2 separate regions of the Mus musculus genome follow, and region 1 is linked to region 2. The links are chromatin loops, found by intact Hi-C in ENCODE. Cell type or tissue: heart. All regions are shown on one strand.

Region 1 (4,000 bases), 67 kb after region 2:
CCATTGGTGTCTTGATTTCTCTCTATTTTTATTTGCATTAATATTATTATCAGTAAACATCTTTGCTCAGGTGGCATCTTCCAGTTTCAGGTCAGCTTCTGGTAGCCTCTCTCCCTGGCCAATCCAGAGAACTCCTAGTTTCCTCCACTTTATCTGGGGTCTGTGGTTATCTCTGAATCAGCCCGATGGCCCATGGATGTGCATCTTATTGGAAACTTGTTTGTTTGTTTGTTTTATTTAGTTGCAAGAGACAAGACACCTAATTCAGACTGCCTTAGCCTAGACCACTGTTTCCCTAAAAGCCTAAGGTAGATCAGTTGCATCAGGAGATTGCATGTTCGCCCAAAGGAGCCAGTTGTGGCCTTCCCTCCAGCCTTGCCCAGAAACAATGACTACACAGAGAGGTCTGGTAGGAAACGGTGTGGCTAGGAGGGAGGTCTGAGCTGTATTTGTATAGTATCCAATATAAAACTGGGTAACAACTATATCAAAATGGGGGAGCCTAATAGATATTGGGGAGATGAAAGGGAATAAAGACCCCTTAGTGCCCCCACGCCAATGCCTTTCCTGTAGCATATTTATTTTGTGGAGGAAGTAGTGACCCAGAAGGACACCTGTCACCTAGCCATGATCCAAAGTAGGCCTTGGAGAAGAGCAGCTTTAAGGACACATTTTCAATTATTAGGCCCTGCACAGAGATGAGTTTAGCGTTTTCAAAGTCCCACCAGAGGACACACAGAGGTTTAATGCTCCACCTGTTCCCTGTTTTCTTTCCCATAAACATCAGATCCTCATCTTAGGGGAGAAGCATCATGTGAGCCAGTTCCCCAGTCTCCAGCTTTGATCTCTGTGTGTTGTAAAGGTGCTGCTGGCTTTTCTGGGATGGAGAATCATGTCCTACAGGAGTGATTCACATTACCACGGAGTTTGTGGCGTGTGTTCCTTTGGAGTCTTTCTTTTTTTTCCTTTCATCAGTGTTGTGAGGGAAGTGGGCTGATGGTGGCGGGGAAGATGGACAGTGATGTCATTAGGGCTTGGTCTGTTTCTTTCCATTCACCTGTTCCCCCCTGCAGGAAGACTTACGGGTAAAATGGAGACCGATTCCTCCCTGCAGGCAGGCACGCACGTGGAGACCTGCTTGTCCGGCTTGGCGCGTGGACTTCCTTCCCTCCCTGTTGGTCTTTCGATCTCAGCATTTGTACTCTATGAAGACTTGAACTTTTTCTTTCACTTCCTTTCTTCTATGGGTGATGACCTGCTGTCTCTCTGAGAAGGAGGCCGAAGGTCACTGAGTGTCAACATTGCCACTCCTTTCTGATTTAAGAGGAAAGAGGGCGGGGGTCTGCCCCCCCCCCCAAGGGTATGGAGACCTGTGTGTGTCTATGTGTGTGTGCAAATAGTTCTCAGATGCCACACGCATTTCTGCCTGAGACAATCCGCCTTTGAGGGACTGTCATATTTTATCTAGAGTGTTCTTTACTATCTACTTCTGTAGCAGGGTGGGAAGAGAGCACGGAAGCTGGCCCTGGAGTCCTTGAGGAAGAAGGCCTTTGGAGGTTTGGCAGAAGTCAGGTAGGCTCACTGCTGCGTCCTGTCAAAGGGAGGCAAAAGCCTGCTGGAGTTGGGCAAAGAGCCCTGGCTCAAACTGGGCCAGCCACTGACAACAACGGTGGCCTCAGGGTGCAGTTCCACTTCAGGAGCTCGTTCATTCACCGCATGGCTTCAGGACGTCAGGACGCTTTGGTGGACAGTGGGTAGGGATTAAGGCTTCCAAACGCCTTAAACCCCCGCCCATGCTCCTCCGCGGAAAAACAAAACAAGCTTGCGAGATCCTGCAGCGTCCGAAGACACCACTGCGCGGAACCCTCGCTCTGGATTTGGGGGAGAGCGCACCGGACGGAGGAGGATGGTTCGGCGTGGGCTGAGCTGGAAGGGGTTCTCTGCTCATCCGGCCGCCGCCTTCGCGTCGCTGCCTCCCGGGCTGTGTAGCATTTTGGGGGTGGCGGCCGCAAGGCCGAGCAGGGGATGCGCTTACATAACCGCTCGCCGTGTCCTGCTGCCTCGCGCTCTCGGGAGCCGCGGGCGGGGCGCGCCGCCGGACCGCAATGCTGCCGGGACCAGCGCGGCGGGGCCCGGGCCGGCCCCGCAGGCGGAGGAGCGCGAGCATCGGCGGGAGGAGGGCGCCGGCGGCGGGGGAGGTGAAGGTCAGTGGGTGTGAAGCGGGCGATCCACACCCCCTCCTCCCCGTCCCCTCCTTCTCTTCCTCTCCGTCCCCCTCTGACGTGTGGAGCTGGCAGCTCGGCCGGTTCCGCATTCCCGACCCCTCCCCGCCACTCAGGGCCCGCTATATAGCCGGGGCTGATGCAACCCGTCCCGCCGCCCGCCACAGCCTGCGGGAGGGACACTCGGCGGCCGCGACGGGGGGCGCTGGCGGCAGCGGACGCTGCAGCGGCGGCGGCGGGGCTGGCGCCGCGGCGGCTCCCGGGCCGGGACGGGCCTGGGCAGCGGGCGGCAGCAGCGCGGAGTGGGCACCGCGCCTGCAGCAGGGTTCTGGGCCCGGGGCCGCCGCCTCCGCCAGCGGCTTCTGCACGGTGGGTTCACGGAGGGGGGAGGCGGGGCTGCGGGCACCTGGGGTGGCCTCCCCCGGAGTAGCTACCGCTGGGGCTCCCGCCACCCCAGGGCCGGAATACTCTATCGGATGGCTGCAGCCGCTGCCCACCGGTGGTTCCCCGGCTGGGCAGGACAGTCCTGTCTGTGGCCGGGACAGCGGGGCGCTCCCTCCTTGCTTTCCTTCCCCAGTGCTCTTGCTGGGAGGCTGTGCACAGACGGAGGAGAGGGCGGGGTGAGCGGGAGAAAACTGTGCCGGGGACTGCGGGGGACTCAAGGGGGCATGCACGCCCCAGACCTGCTGACAGGTCGCGCCTCAGCCTCTTCCGTAGCTCTCTTTGCAAGACCTGGAGGGGAGGGTATTGAGAAAGGCATCTAACCAACAGGGCTTCCTTCGCTTAAGAGCATTGCTGCGGCGGGCTCTGGCTGGGTTAGGAGGGAACCACGGGGCAGTCCCCAGTTCCCTTGGGATCCCGTCAGGCACATCAGGTTATATAAGAAGGTAAGCAGGCTTCTTTAGGTAACCTGCCCAGTTTAGAAGGCACTCTTCCTCCCCTCTTATCCAAGAAGGCTAGGCTTCCTGGACCCTTGGAGCGGCAGAAACAGGCTTTGCCTGGGTATCTGGAGGAGCTGGCAGGCCTGGGATGCCTTGACTCATTTGCAGAAATGGATGGGCCATTTGGGGATAGAGGTGGAGAGGCGGGTGCAAGAGGGGAATCAATCGACTATTTGAGTCAGCTCCCCCTAGAAGATTGTCCAGCCCTTATGTGTTGGAGTGGCACCTTCCAGGGGACTGTGGCACAGGTCTGTGTATTGTTAAATCTTGGGCCACTCTACCCAGGATCTTAATTCAGGCAGCATGGGAAACAGGCTCTGTACCACAGCTGGGTACCTGCCTGTCCCAAAGGCTGTTAGCAACTGTCTTCCTCGTCCCTCGACCTCACCCCCAAGTCTCCCCCACCCTCCAGGGTTTAAAAATCACCCCCTCTTGCTTTCCCTGCTTTTCAGCAAATCTGGCTGGCTTCAGCTTGGATGGCGGGCTTATCTTCCCGTGCAGGTTTCTAGGGAAGAGTTTAACCGGGGATCAGGTGTGAGCAGGGTTCTTTACAGAAACCTGAGGTCCGGGGATAGAAACAACTATTCTCCTGCCTCTAAGGCGCCAGAGGTTTCACTTTGCCTAAAGTAGTAGGGAGGATGGATTTCTCAAAGACTCCTCTGTTTCCCTTCCACGTTGGCTTCAGTTCAGAGGAGCTCTAGAATCTTCCTGAAGAGCTGGGTGCTGGGTGGTTTGAAAGGTTGCAGGAAGGACTGGGGGGAGATGGCCTCTGAACCTTTTGTCAATAAATTGGTTACAGTAATCTCCAAGGAGACAGGTCTATCATGGTGACGGTGT
Region 2 (4,000 bases):
TTTTTTTTTTTGTTCTTTTGGTTGTTCTGGTTGCAGAGGCAGATGCTTCATAGAATATCTGGTTAGAAGGGAAGGTGAAGCACGGTTGGGTAGCCTGTCTTTGCTTTGGTCTAGCAGAATTGCTATGTGTTGCTAGGCAGGAAGATTAGCGATCTCCTGCCTCTACCCATTTCCCTTAGTGATGGGGAAACCGAGACCTAGAGAGATGTAAGTTGCCCCAGATGAACTAGCTGGTTCAAGGAGACAGACTCAGGGCAAGTTCATGTTCTCACATCTGTGTCCTTCTCACCGTACTATGTGGATTATGGGGACGAGCAGAGGGACTCAGATCTCCAGGAAAAACATGTTGAAGTTGATTCAACAGTTTTAGTAGCATCCTGATGATTTCTCTGGTCATCCACAGAGTACCTAAAACACCGAGGCTATACTACCTGCCCTCCTCAGGACATGGACACTCTTACATTTTCCTGTTTGATATAAAGAAGGGATCGAAACTTTTCTTTCTTTGCTTTCTTCCTAGTTACTGTTTTTATAGTCTCCAGCACAGTTCATAGAACACAACAGAATTCTATTACTACTTACCGAAGGAGTGGATGCAGGCTCTTGGGAGCGACTTCCTGTAAAAGTTCTCTGCTGCCTTTGGAGTAGCACACGGGTGTGAGAGACCGCTCATGCATCAGCTGGTGCTCCGGCCCTGGGCAAGTTTCTTAACTTCTCTGGGCCTTAGTTTCTCCAAGTAATAGTTACTCTGGATGGTTGACTTGTGAAGTTGATAGAATTTAGATTCACTTTAAAGAGGACAGCACCACTCCCTGGACTCAGGTCATGGACTGAATTCTAGGGAGAAAATGGATTAGCGTTAGAATTTGTCGCTGTCTTTTCTGGGTGAAGATGTAAGGTGACTAGCCACCTCTTGCTCTCACTAACATTCCTTCCTTACCTCAGTGAACTGCATTGTCTGGAGTCATGAGCCCAAATAAGCCTTTGGCACCCTTAAGGTTGCTTTCTTTTGAGTCTTTTGTTGAAGCCGTGAGTCAAGTAACTAAGAAGCCCCACCCGCAGCATCAGATGCTCTTGGCTTCTTTTAAATTAAACTGGATAGTTCCTAAAGCACGCCTGCAATCTGTAATCCTGGGATTCCATTACTCACTGAAGGTTATAGAAAGTACCATGAAGGTTTCTAGATTGAGGTTCACGTGACAAAACTATCAGAGGCCACCATGCACTTAGACTTAGACCATGAGCTGACTTCTTCCTATGAGGCAGGCCCAGGTGGTTGCTGGTAGACACTGGAGTGCAGTCCTGGGGCACCTCTGAGGGTCAGCGGTGTATGTGAAAGTGATGCTTGTCAAGAGTGCAAAATAGTATCAGGCATGGCAACATCTGCCATCGCTAATTTAGATGCTCAAGACAAGGTCTCCCCTGGGACTTTTGGAAGGAGTATTGCTTTCCACTGACTTTGTATGGTAATGGAGAAACTGCTTGGAGAGCTCCAGGGTAATTAGTGGTAGGCTCCAGGTTAGACAGGCTTATAGTAACTCTTATCATCTACCTGTCTTTTTCTTTTTTTTTTCTTTTCCGTTTTAAAAGTTTACAAGTGCTCTATCTGTATGTACACCTGCATGCCAGAAGAGGGCATCAGATCTCATTATGGAGGGTTGTGAGCCACCATGTGTTTGCTGGGAATTGAACTCAGGACCTCAGGAAGAGCAGCCAGTGCTCTTAATCTATGAGCTATCTCTCCAGCCCCTGTCTGTTCCTTTACCAGGCTAATACAGAACACTAATTGATTGGTTGATTGATTAGTGAGAAGTGAAAACTAGACGCAGGTCGTTCTAGTTCCTTAAGACTCAAATAGTTCTTGAGGAAAATGAAACTACAGAGATGTGTAAACAGTCTCTGAATAAAATAAACCCACTTACCCAAGAATTTTACAAGCCAAACACCTCCAACATGCTAGGAAGCCCAACCAAACAGCATGGGTCTGAGAACACAGGTGACCTATTGTTTTCCAAAGATTTATTTCTATTTATTTTATGTGTATGAGCATTTTAATTCATACATGCAGTGCTCATGGAGGCCAGAAGAGGGCATCAGATTCCCTCCCTGAAACTGGAGTTAGAGACAATTGTCCCCCTCCATGGGTGCGTTGGGAACTGAAGCCCAGGCCTCTGCAAGAGCAGCAAGTGCTCTTAACTGCTGAGCCATCTTTCCAGACTACAGATGATCTCCAACACCCTCCCCCAGCTCATCCCCCAACTCCTGTTCTCTTATGTCAGTGTGAGAGTCCATGAGCCTTCAAGATCAACCCTTGTTTCTAGTGGTCAACCCAAGTGATATGGGAATGGTAAGCTTGGTGTCTGCTTTCTGGAATTCGAGAAGGAAATATGAAACTGATGCTTATTACACGTCTTTGAACTCTGGGAAAGCCAGTCAGCTGTGGTGAGACCTTCATAGCTCTCACAGTCCCCCTCTAGGGTACACCCCAATTCATCTGACATCCACTTATGGATCTGGTGATCCATATCATAATGCTTCCAGAACTTCCCAATAGTGCCATGAGCTGGGGACCAGACCTTCAACACATTGGCCTCTGGGAGATGCTCCAGGTCCAGCAGGACCCAGCTGTGCTGGGTGTAGGGATATTCCCCTTCCCTGTCTGCTGGGTGTGTGCCAACGTCTCCACACCATGGTTTGGGGGTTGTATGATGGATGCTCTCAACCCTTCATGGCTAGCCAGAAATGTTTTACCCGGAGAATCAGAACGACAACCCTTGCTCCTCTTCCCTGCAGTTGGCCTTCCCTCACTTAACAATCCAGGCTTCCATCCTTTCCCTCAGAACTGGTCTTTCTCTGCTGTCCAGGCAGTTCTTGAAAAGACTGCGCTAACTCAGAGCGATTACGTTGGGACTTGAAATAGATGTTTTTCCTGTCCCACATATGACATGGTGACTTCCTCAATAGAAACATCACTTCAAGAAGAACAGGACGTTCTTGTAGCAGAGCCAAGAAGGTCACATGACCAGACAGTTGGGGGCCTTTTGGGATCTTGTTTCCTCTTAAGTTGTTGGCAAGGGCTTGTCTGCGAAAGCCTGTTAGTGACAGATGCTGGCGAGCCCTCGTGAACTATTCCTTCCCAGAGTCAGTGCAGAGCACTCTCTGCAGGGTACAGAAGGCTAATGAATGAACGCTGGAAGGGGTGTTGGAGAAAATTCATGGGACATCTCTGGTGATCTCAGGGTGATGAACCTGGCAGGCAGGAGCTTCCTCATGTGACGACCAGGGAATCCCCATGACTGTTTTATCTCTGATTTCATGACACCCTTAAAGGAGGTCGTAAGGTTTGGACAAGCAGCCCAGTGTGCTGACTGGGGAATTCCTTGGCCTAGTCGGGAGCCAGCTGGAATGGAGAATGGGAAGCAGAGGGAAGAACTCGAGGTCAGCCAGAAGATAAAGGCGTGGATGAAGGATGAGTCTCAGCTCTGACACTAGCTCCAGATCCCCCAACCTCCTAGACACATGGTCAGAACTTATTGGGAAGTGACCAAGCATTACAGCGGAGAATCTGTGTAGCAGCAGGGCTTGGGGAACTGAGGAAGATCTTCAAGGGGCCCCACAGCAAGGGGAAATTAGCTGAGTCAGAAGCCAGTCAGAAGAACCTAAGCAGGAGAACTTGGTCTGTTGAGTTCAAGGAAGCTTCACACTGAAAAAAGAGTTGGGTGTTTTAAAACTGTGGCTTCCCAGTACCGTGAAAACCTTTGGTGGGCACCAGGTGATTCACATTTATTTAGTGAAATCTTCCAACAGCCTAAAGGCCAATGGGAGAATCCCCAGGCAGACTAGGAAACCCCTTCAGGGTACCAGCAGTTTTCTAGGGCCACCTGTTCTGGGTGCTCACAGAGAACAAACAAACACACAGTCAACCCTTACACCCAATGTATGTTTGAATCCTGCTCCCCATGGGGAAATATTAAGTAAAGAGTGGTGACCCAGGAGCTCC

What was found. Peaks named below come from ENCODE experiments on the same cell type or tissue, not always from the same donor. Only the 100,000 strongest peaks of a DNase experiment are listed, where the experiment ranks them.
Region 1: it touches region 2 in a loop (6-fold over the local background); 10 of 42 quality-filtered maps call a loop at or near these places.

What each region holds. Positions count from the first base shown.
Region 1 is chr12:85,597,024-85,601,023 of GRCm38, forward strand. Jdp2 (Jun dimerization protein 2) reads left to right here and starts at 2,393. Exons shown (of 4, transcript NM_030887.2): 1 at 2,393-2,591. In heart, a CTCF peak has its summit at 1,846; DNase peaks (open chromatin) are centred at 1,278, 1,638, 2,288, 2,848 and 1 weaker place; H3K4me3 peaks cover 2,810 bases; H3K27ac peaks cover 2,225 bases.
Region 2 is chr12:85,529,748-85,533,747 of GRCm38, forward strand. All of the region lies in intron 1 of Gm32296 (a long non-coding RNA gene), which reads left to right. Among named protein-coding and RNA genes, the nearest start is that of Gm32296, 2.2 kb to the left of the region's middle. In heart, a CTCF peak has its summit at 2,084 (motif pointing right); DNase peaks (open chromatin) are centred at 3,014, 3,394 and 3,984.